Linked DNA regions of Homo sapiens: region 1 is linked to region 2. Evidence: chromatin loops called from intact Hi-C (ENCODE). Cell type or tissue: dorsolateral prefrontal cortex. All regions are shown on one strand. Each heading gives the region's core, and the rest is flanking DNA. Links, peaks and the distances in the headings are about the cores only.

Evidence for each region. Hi-C counts contacts between places; a loop is a spot of excess contacts. Peaks named below come from ENCODE experiments on the same cell type or tissue, not always from the same donor. Only the 100,000 strongest peaks of a DNase experiment are listed, where the experiment ranks them.
Region 1: a loop joins it to region 2, with 4 times the contacts of the local background. A loop is called at or near these places in 50 of 110 quality-filtered maps.

The regions. Positions count from the first base shown.
Region 1 is chr4:6,085,121-6,090,487 of GRCh38, reverse strand. JAKMIP1 (janus kinase and microtubule interacting protein 1) reads left to right here. Exons shown (of 21, transcript NM_001099433.2): 4 at 4,859-5,068. Among named protein-coding and RNA genes, the nearest start is that of C4orf50, 69 kb to the right of the region's middle. RefSeq lists enhancers at 2,049-2,551, 3,881-4,754. In dorsolateral prefrontal cortex, for the core only: CTCF peaks have their summits at 2,391 and 2,592 (motif pointing right); a DNase peak (open chromatin) is centred at 2,607; H3K27ac peaks cover 2,036 bases.
Region 2 is chr4:5,995,372-6,000,738 of GRCh38, reverse strand. All of the region lies in intron 3 of C4orf50 (chromosome 4 open reading frame 50), which reads left to right. Among named protein-coding and RNA genes, the nearest start is that of C4orf50, 20 kb to the left of the region's middle. In dorsolateral prefrontal cortex, for the core only: CTCF peaks have their summits at 2,021 (motif pointing right) and 2,222 (motif pointing left); a DNase peak (open chromatin) is centred at 2,228; H3K4me3 peaks cover 478 bases.

The sequences.
Region 1 (5,367 bases), core at 229-5,228, 90 kb before region 2:
CACAAACTTGGAGGCTTACAACAATGACATTTATTTTCTCTACGGTTCTGGAGTCCAGAAGTCCCAAATCAAGATATCAGCTGGGCCATGCTCCCTTGGAAAGCTCTAGGGTGAAAGTGTTTTCTGGCCTCTTGCAGCTTCTGGTGTGGCCGGCAGTCCTCGGCATTTCTTGACTTGCAGTCGCACCACTTCAGTCTCTGCCTGCACGTGGCCTTCTCCCCTGCATGTCTGCAGCTTGTCCTCTTCTTTTTCTTCTTTTTTTTTTTGAAATGGACTCTCACTCTGTCACCCAGGCTGGAGTGCAGTGGCGTGACCTCGGCTCACTGCAACCTCTGCCTGCCAGGTTCAAGCAATTCTCCTGCCTCAGCCTCCCTAATAGCTGGGATTACAGGCATGCACCACCTCACCTGGCTAATTTTTGTATTTTTAGGAGAGACAGAGTTTCACCATGTTGGCCAGGTTGGTCTCAGACTCCTGACCCCAGGTGATTCGCCTGCCTCGGCCTCCCAAAGTGCTGGGATTACAGGTGTCCTCTTCTTTTAAGGATGCCAGTCAGTGGGTTTAGGGTCCACCCTAACGTGGTATAACCTCATCTTAATTTGCATCTTCATTTCATCTGCAAAGGCCCTATTTCGAAGTAAGGTGACATTCTGATTTTCGGGGTAGATGTGACATTTTGGGGGACATTATTCATCCCACTACAGGTACCAAGAATGAGAATTGATGTTGAGGTAGTGGCCTCTGCTTCAGTCTTTGATTCCCCCAAACTTTGCAATAAAGTGGAGCTCACCAAATCAGTCATGGGTCAGTGGGCTTGTTTTCACTAAGATACATTTCCTGGTGGACTTGACTGCTTAGAAACAACCGGACTCTGTTCCTTTGGGGCAGAGGGGACAGGGAGGGCTTGGAGAGTACAATCTGCACTTGAGTCATGGTTCTGCTGCTAACTAGAGTGTTAGCACATTCCCCTTTCTGGGCCTCAAGTTTGTGTGTAACTTGGGGTAAATGATGTCCACTTTGAGGATCTTTTAAAGACTCAGAGAGTGTCTCTTAAGTACAAATGAGTACCTAGCTCACGCTAGCATTAAGAGAGGAGTGATAGCCAACATCAAGTTTGTCGTTCTTCCCTGAACTCTGTTGATTGTGATTCTTTTGGTCGCAAGTGACAGAAATTCCATCAAACCAGCTTAGGCCATGGGTGTCTGTTGGCTCCCCCAACTGAAGTCATGGGATTTGCTGTAGGTGCAGCTCCAGGTGCACTAACGATGTCATCCAGGATCCCAGGTTCTTGGGCTCTGCTCTGCCTCCTGCTGTGTCATTCCCAGGCTGTGGGCTCTCATGCTGTGCTGGGGGGATGCCACCACTGTGCCAGGTCCCACATTCTCACACCACACAGCCCAGAGTCCCTTTCTTAGCTCCTAAAGAAAAACAGGAGGATCCTGGTGCTGCCTACTTCTGGCCATTGGTTCTGATTGGATTGTGCATCCATCCCTGAAGCAATTACTGTTGGGACAGGGACATTTGGGTGGCATGAGCCAATTGGGGACTGCCCTGGGAACTTGCAGTGATGTTCGTTCCACCCCTTTCCTACTGCACATGCTGAGACTGGGCGTATGGGAGAAGGGGAAATGGATGCGGGAAGGAAGCTGAGGGATGTTCCATATGGTCAGGTGAGCAGTTCCAGGAAGCTTGAGATTTCATCAGCATCCCAAGGGCAGCGAGATAGGATCACTAAGAGCTCAGCTTGTGATCCAGGAGTAAAGTCAGTGAACTGTGAGTGTGCCTGCCTCTTGCTACGTGAGCGTGGCCAGTGTCTTAACCTCTGGGGCCTCAGGACTCTCATGCTGGCTCCGGAATGTGTTCTGCATTGGCCCTCCGTCCGTTTCTAGATGCCATCTCTGCTGTTTGAGAATATTTTCTAGGAAACTTTCTTGTGATGACTGGGGCAGAAGCCCTCTGTCTCACTTACTAGGACAAGGGGGAATTGGTGCTCTTCCAGGTGGAGAATTTGGGATCCTGGAGATGTCTTGCTCGCGACGGTGCTGTCTTTTGTGGGGAGCTAGTGGAAGGCAGTGGCGGGGGCTTCACTGCAAAGCTGATACTGAGGGGCAGACAAGAACCCTCCCTTACCCGTGATGGACAAACTGTTGGTTTGCAACACCCTCCACTGCCCCTACCGATTTCCTTTGCTTTGATGTTGTTATTGTTTTTTTTCCCCCTCATAGCACAAATCACTCTCAATCACTACAATGTCTGCTTATTTATTATGTTTATTGCCTGCTCCGCCCACTAGCAGAATAGAAGCCCCTAGGGCAGGGCGGCTGGTCTCTTTTGCTCTCTAATGTTTCTCAGCACCCACTGATAGCGCTCAGCTCAGCATGTGTTGAGTTAATGAAAGCGTGCTTGAGTGAATTAAATGAATAAACTCCTTCTGCATAATGATTTTTGCTTTGGGGTTGGCATCTACATTGGCAGTGGTGTTTTCAGCATGTTTAAAGATTCCTCCTGTGGAAGGGACAGTGCTCCTACCCATTTGGAAATTGCAACACTCGGGATTTGGGATTTGGCCCAAGCAGGTAGATGCTGGTGGATCATCACCAGGGGGAGCAGTGGGCACATTCAGCAGCTGCTTAGGAGAAACTGCATGGAGCACCCATTGCAGGGGCCAGGATATCATCCTGGCAGATGGAAACAGCCTTTTGTCTTCCAAAGAAAGGTGCCTCAGAGAGCTCTTAAGTACAAATTAGTACCTAGCTCACAACTAGCACATAAGAGAGAGGTGATACCTCTGGCACGTTTTTTGTTCTTTCCTGAACTCTATGTCAATTAGGATTATTTTGGTTGCAAGTGATGGAAATTCCACATCAGAACTGTAGCACCGTGGTATGTGGCTGGAAAACCTCTCAGTCTGGAATCTAGGAGTACCATTTCCTTTCTTCTCTCATCTCTATGTTATTTTTTTCAGTTTTTAGTGGTCTTCTTTTAAAATAAAATAGCCTCGTGTTACCTAGGGGCTAGAAGAGATTAACAGTGGCAGTGAACACTGATGGCAGGCTTGCGATATGCTAGGCACTGTACCAAATTCTTCTCATGGTTGCTCTAAAGCTCCTCAACAGTTAGACAGAGTTGGTTCTAAAGTCTTCCTATTGTCCATATTTTACAGAGACAGAAGTTGAGTCAGAGAGGTGGCCCAACCTGCCCATGGTCATATGGTCAGGGTTGGGGGGTGGGCGGGATTTTAGCCTGCTTCTCTCTGCTATCAGAAGAGGGCCCTTCACCCCAATTCTCTGCTGTGGCAGTCTGTGTCTGAAATCAAGGTTTATGATTTAGAAGTAAGAGCTTTGGATTGTAATCCACTGAAATGTAACTTGCTACGTGAGTGAGCTGAGCAGGAGGAGCCTTTGCATCTGTTTCCTTGCAGCTGCCGCAACAAATAATCTCAAACTTCATGGCTTAACATGACAGAAATGTGTTCCTATACAGTTCTGGAGGCCAGGAGATTGAAATCAAGGTGTCTGCATGCCCACACTTCCCCCTAAGGCTGTGGAAGAGGATCTTTCCCAGCCTCTTCCTGATGCTGGTGTTGCTGGCTGACCTTGAGTTCCTTGGCTTGAGGCTGTGTCCCTCCAGCCTCTGCCTCCGTCCTTACACGGCCTTCCCCTCTGTGTCTCTCTTCTCCTCTCATAAGGACACCAGTCATAAGGGCCCACCCTGCTCCAGGATGACCTCATCTTAACTAATTGCACCTGCAGTTACCCTCTTTCCAAATAAGGTCCCATTCTGAAGTTCCAGGAAGGCCATGGGTCTTGGGGGCCTGCTATTCAACCAGGACAGTGCCTTCACTGGAGCATCCAGAAAAAGCCAGAGTGGATGACCTGGGGCTGACACTTCCTCTGCATACTTTTTTTGGTGTGGTTCCTCACTGTCACCCGGCCCACTGTGTTGAGCCTGTGTCCTTTCTGACACTCCCCCATAGGAAGGCTGGACAAGACAGGGCTGGGGGTGAACTGAAGATTAAGTTCAGGTTTGTACGTGGAGAGGCTGTGGTCCCTCCGAGATCCAAGCAGAGGTGTCAGGCAGCCAGCTGGTTCTGTGATTGTGGAGCTCAGAGAGAAGCCAGGGCTGAGGCATGTGTTTAAGATCTGCTGCATATGTGGGGTTGATACCGTCGGGGAGGACCTGGCTGCCTGGGAGAGGATATAGAGTGAGAAGAGGCCCGAGCCTTGGAAACTCCAGGCTTCAATGAGAGCCAGAGCAAGACAGTCTATAAAGAAGATAGAAACCATGGGAAGTGGCCTTGGGGAGAGGGAGCAGGAGGTCGTGAGTCTGGGAGTGGGTGACGGAGTCAGGGCGGGAGGACAACGTTGTCCGGTGGGTTCGGTGGCCAGGAGAGCACTGGTGACCTTGGCAGGAGCTGTCTGGTGGTGAGGGTTGGGGAGTTGTGGCCAGGCAGGAGAGGGTCAATGACTGAGAGGGAGACATGGTCCTGGAGACGGAGAGAGAAGCCAGCTCTGCCAAGAAGCTGAGCTGCAGAGGCCTGGCTGGGGGCCGGCAGTGTTTTATTGTATCTCATTAAAGTGAGAGAGACAGGAGCATACACTGATGTCAGTATGCATGTCAGGTTGAATATGTATGTGCTTCAACCCTTAGCTCTGTCTCCTCTGTCTTGTGGGAGTGACGGGGAACAAGCCCTGGGCTGCGGGCTGTGCTTGCTCTGTGTCTGGAGTTTACTGAATTCAGTTGACCCAGGCCCGAGACACTGCTTTGACCTTTCCCTGGGCCGAAGGCCCCAATTTGGGGAGAGATTTCCTTGGTCATGAGCCCCTAGGGCTGACTGCTTATTCTTTCTCCTTTTCAGATGGATGAGATCAAAGGGAAAGACCGTGTGATTCTGGCCTTGGAGAAGGAACTTGGCGTGCAGGCTGGGCAGACCCAGAAGCTGCTTCTGCAGAAAGAGGCTTTGGATGAGCAGCTGGTTCAGGTCAAGGAGGCCGAGCGGCACCACAGTAGTCCAAAGAGAGAGCTCCCGCCCGGGATCGGGGACATGGTGGAGCTCATGGGCGTCCAGGTGAGGGGCAGCAGCTTGTGCCAGCCTCAGGCTGGTCCCCCACCCATTTAGGTGGCATTTTTCTGGTCAGCCACAGAGGACTCTGAGGTGGCATGTATTCACTCATTCATTCATTCACTCAGTATTGGAGGGGATGTTATAAGTTCTTTGTGCTGGACGCTGTGTGAGGTGCCGGTGCGTGGCGGCCTTTGTAAGAGATACGGGGTGGGAGGGGCCTGACCACAAGGGCCCCAGGGAGCCACGGAAGGGTTTGAAGTCTCAGTGGCCGTCTAGATGGAGTCTTCCGCAGGTGTGCAGTG
Region 2 (5,367 bases), core at 183-5,182:
CCACTTGGTGCGTGTGCTTGGCTCCAGTCTGAGCTCAGTACAGGGGCTGGGGAGTGAGACAAGACCCTGCCCCACAGGATGACAAAACAGATTGGGTGAAGGAGGTAGGGGCAGAGGAAAGGCAAGGAAATGAGCCCTGTGGAGTCCGTGGGTCACTGGGGGAGGACCCTGGTGTTGCAGTGGGGGCTGGACCCAGGCTGCAGCATGTGACAAGGCTGCCAGTCTCTGTCCATCTCTCAGAAGGAAGCTGATGGCCCACAAACAGCATCTTGAGGTCAAAAAGGGCTGCCTGGAAAGGAAGAATTCCTCCTGAGAGGGCCACTGGGAAATGTGAAGAGCTAGCCAGCCACCAGCTCTCAGGTTGAATGCAGCCTGGAATTTATAAATTAAAGTGTTAGAACCCATCGATAAGGAACTGCAAAGCCAGATGCGGCTCTTCATGTCTTGGTGGAAATTGCATGAGCCTCAGTGGCCATGGCTGTGGCTTCCAGGCCTCTGCACATCTGTGAAGTCGCAGAGTCCAGAGAGCATCGCATGCTGTGTGACTGCCCAAGGCTGCCAGTGCATCTTCAAAGGACTGGGAGTGACCCAGGAGGACCGAGAGCCACACGCAGGTCTTCAGCACCTTGCTCTGGACAACAGTGGTGACTGTCAAAGGATCTCCCTCCATAAGCACCCCACCATGGCTGCCCACGGCCTCAGGATCAAGTTCAACCTCCTATCCACGGCATTCAAGGCCCCCGGTGTTCTGCTCCTTCAAGCTCAGTCCCCCATATGCCACCTTAGTCACACTGAGCTGCAGGTCCCTGAGTGTGCCAGGCTCTTCTGCCTTGTAAGCCTTGCCTGTGTCTGGAAGCTTCTAGTGCCCACCCCCACTCAGGCTGTTGGAAAGCCTTGCTACTTTCTCTTTATTTGTTGGGAATGTTGCTTTCTCTGGAAGACTTCCCTGATCTCACGTCAGCTCAGTGCCCCCGAGGTGACATGAGCCACCTCTGGTGGCCCTGATGTTCACTGTGCCCAGATGCCCACTCCCTCAGCTGTGTGCCCCTCATCATCAAAAACTGGTTCACTTTAGCTCTATTCCCAGTCCCTGGCCACCAGCTGTGAAATGCTTGATGAGTGAGTGCCTTGAGGCATCGGTGAAGTTATTTGCTCCACTGCCCACGGGAAAAGGAAGCTTCTGGCTGAAGGGACTGCTTCACAGTGGCAATGCTGGGAAGTGAGGCATAGAAATGGGGAAATGGTGGGGAGGGTCTAGTCCCAGAGATGTGTACCACAGATAGAAAATCATCACGAAAGCCGACTTTCATCAACTTTTGGAGTGCTTATTGCCTGCCCAGCGTGGTAATGTGTTGCGTTCCCCACAACAAGCTTATGAGGTGGTAGAGTTATGGATTCTCATTTTGCAGAGGAGAACACTGAGGAAGGGAGGTAAAGTCACTTGCCCAAGGAAGTGGAAGCAGCAGTATCTGAAAGGAGGCACAGGCTTGGCCCCACCTGCAGTGACCCCTTGGCTATGTCTGATGTGCTCTGGGAGCCATGGTGTGAACTATGGCAAAGGCAGTCATTATAAAAGTGTGTTTCCTTTGCTTCATATTCACAAAGCACTTTCCTAAACAGGAACTCATGAACTCTGCAAGGTAGCCGGGGCAGTGCCCTATCCACAAACCTGTAGTCTGGAGGATTCCCGTAACTTGCCTGGGGTCATATGCTTCCTCCCGAGGTCACATGTTTTAGAGCAAGTTACTTGGAACCTTGATCCCCAGAGGAACGGACCACTGCAAGGACAAACCCTGATGTGGGGAGGAGTTTGGGGACAGGGTTTCTGCTCAGGGTAAAAGGAAGTAAGAACCATTCATATTTGGCAAGACAAACGTGGTTTATCTGCAGATGGGTCTGAATGCTTTCCCATGAGTGTGCACTGGGCACCTGCCATGTCCCAGGTGCAGTGAGCCAGGCATGAACCTTGCCCTCCAAAAGCTTATAGAGGAGACAGACACAGGTGCAAACCATGACACTACAGTGATGCTACGGCAGAGGGCAGCACAGGGCTGTGCCTGGCCTGGAGGGTCCCAGAGATGCTCGTGCAGAGAGATGAAAAGCCAGGCTCTTAAAAAGTCCTTGTCCACTGTCATCCCAGAGCTGAGATCACGATCCCACGTCAGGGGCTTCAGGAGTGACTGGATGATCCCGCCAGCCTCTATGCCCTGGCAGTGTGCGTAGAGTGACCCCTGGTGGCAGCTACGTGAATCTCTTTGTTGCTGGGTGAATTGCAGGCAGCCTTGCTCACTGCTTGCTTTTGTGCAGAGCAGGGTATTACACATTTGTTTCTCTCTCCAGCAGCAAGCAAGAGCTTTTAAAAAAAAAGCAGTGTCAATAATGTCGAAAAATAAAATAGGCAAAAGGGATGAACATGCAAATAATGTAAAAGGAAGTACAAAATGGCCAGTGGTCTTAATAAAAAAATATGGACAGCTCCATTAGTTAAAAAATAACGCCAGTGAGAAAAATCTCAGGATCCCGTTTTCTTCTGTACATCTGTCAAAGGTTAAAAGGGCCTGCAGCCGTGTGGTGTTTGAGCTATCAGGAGTATAAATGAACATATCCCTTTGGAAGGGCTGTCAAGCAGTAAGTATTAAATGCCTTTAAAAAAGGTTTATGCCTGAGTCTCAGCCATTTGACTTCCACAAATATATCCAAAAAGTGATTGGAGGTGCAGAAGAGTCATGTACAGTCATGTTTATCTCAGCTCTGCTTATAGTTGGTAAAAATTCGTAACAACCCAACTGTCCAATAAGAGGGAATTGATTTGATCTGGAACTATCTCCCTTTTTTCCTCTCCCTTATAGCAGAGAATATTAGTTAGCTATAAAAACCACACTGCAGAAGATCCTGTAGAGAAATGATCCTTCTATATCATTAAATGCAAAATTCACAAAGTAAAAATTTACATTTTGTATAAATAGAACTTTCGCAATGTCTATGCATAGGAAAATGTCTAGGCATAGAAAAAAGCCCAGAAGGGCCTCTAACACATTCATGTTTATGCCCGGATATCCTGATATTTCTCATTTTCTTCTTTTTGCTTATAATTGCACATGAAAGCTGAGTCCAGATTAAGTTACAGGCAAATGTTTTCTTGAGGGTTGAAATGTAGGATGGACTGATAGAGCAGGCAGGGAGGCAGAAAGTTCCAGATCAGGTTTAGAAACCTGAGCTCTGCTCCTGTGCTCCTGTCGACTTACTGTGTGACCTTGGACAAGTGACTCACCCTCTCTGAGTACTGCCTTCATCGGTTGTGACATGAAGGGGTAAACTAGACAATGGGCAATGTTTCAGTACAGCGTTGTCTTCTAGGTTGTGTCCGCTGGATGTCACTTCCTCGAGGCAGGGATCTAGGTATGTTTATACGTGGCCGTGTCACCAGCTCCAGAACAGGGCCTGCCACATAGTAGATGCTCAGCGAGCATTTTTTGAATTGCATTGAAGTCAGCCTGGGTATGATAACAATCCAAAAAATATACCACCAGTAACCATTTCTACCTTCTGCGCTACGGAGTGGTCTCCACGCTGCCTACCCAGCCTCTCCCTTTTTCTATTTATCTAGTCCTTCCTCTTCCTTCGACTTCTCTCTCTTCCTGCTTTCACTTTGAATTTCTGTCTCTTCCTTTCCCTATCCTATTCCCTCTCCTTTTCCTTTGTCATTCACCTTCTTTCACTTCGTTTCTTTGATGCCTTCTTTCTCTCTCATTTTCTCTTTTCCCTCTCACACTCCAATGATGATTTTAAGCAGCTGACAAAGTGTGCAATTCTGGTTGAGTGGGAACCAAATGGATAAAGACAAGAGGCAGCTGAATGGGACCGTGAGAACGTGGGACAGCTGCAGCAGCCAGCAAGGCCCTCTGGGTGCAGGCAGGTGGCTGTCAGGACAGGATGTCGCTGCCCAGGCCCTCAGGGTTAATAGGTTTGGGTTGAGGCTCCTGCACTGGTTCTTGTTTAAAGCTTCTGGGTGACTCCATGATGTGGCCCATGCTGAGGCCCCTGGCCTTTGAGAAGAAATGGACAAGACCCAAACCATCATACAGATCAACAGGAGGCCACCAACCCAGAGTGGGAGGAGATGAAGGCCAAAGAAGGCCTCATTAAAGATCGGCCTTTAAGCAGGTCCCAGAAGGGGAGGAGGTTGACCAGGCAGAGGGTGGGAAGAGAGGTCCAGACAGTGTGCAAAGGCTCTGAGGTGCGGGGAGAAGAGTTCCTTCCAGGAGCACAGACGTGGGTGGTGGTAGCGGGGTGGAGGTGGGGGCAGTGAGGCCGGCGGGGGTTTCTCTTTCAGTGTAACAGGAAGCGTCGAAGGGTGAGAAGCAGGGAGCAACCAGATCCAGTTTCCATTTTAGTGCCATCGCTGGGGGCTGAGCAGTGCGTGGAAGGGAGGGGCCTGGAGCAACAAGCAGAGAAGGCTTTGCCTGCAGCAGGCAAGCGATCCAGGCCCCTCCCAAGAAGGATGTGACAGCCAGGTGTCAGGAACAGCATATGGGAAGGTGCAGAGGCCGGGGAGAGCACGGACGCGCTGGGACAGGCAAGCAGGTTGCTGTGAGGGGAAGCTGGCGCAAAGCTGCAGAGGTGGGAACAAGGTGCCCAGGCAGCAATGACAGCCCATAGATGGGCACCAGCACCTAATTTCAGCATTCGTGCTGACCCTGTAGCCAGAGGGAAGCCAAGGGAAGCCTGGGTGATCAGCGGGTCTCCCTGGTAGCTGCAAGAAGAACCTGAAGGAGGTAGGAGGACCAGCCAGGAGTCCGATGCTGGGTCTGCTGAGAGAAGGTGAGGACCTGGGGAGCAAGTGAGAAGGGGACAGGGCACTTCCCTGTTCACTTCTGTTTTCTCCTGGCCTAGAGCCACACCTGGCACACAGCAGGAGCCTAATAAATGTTTTCTGAATGAATGCACTCGTCAATCTAAAACATCTACTTTTCCCAGGTTCTATCTGTCCACCCAATGATGAAACATTTATTAAGCACCTACCGTATACAGGCTAGGATGAGGGTGCAGACAGAATGAAGCCAAGTTCTCTTCCTAAAGGAGCTCACAGTCCAGTGGAGTAGTAGGTATGTGAGGCAGCCAACAGCACCGGGCTGGAGCACTGCAGTGGAAGCAGCCAGGGCTGTGGGAACCCAGAGGAGACCTGTGCCCAGCCCCTCGTGAGTGGTGGGTGACAGCTGAGTGTGTGTGTGTGTGTGTGTGTGTGTGTGTGTGTGTGTGTGTGTTTCCAGTCCCAAGCCTCTCCCCTGTGGCAGGGAGGAAGGAGCTGCCTCTGAATTATCCTGACCTGCAGCAGGGCGGCAGCTGGGGAAGCTCCACACTGTGGAG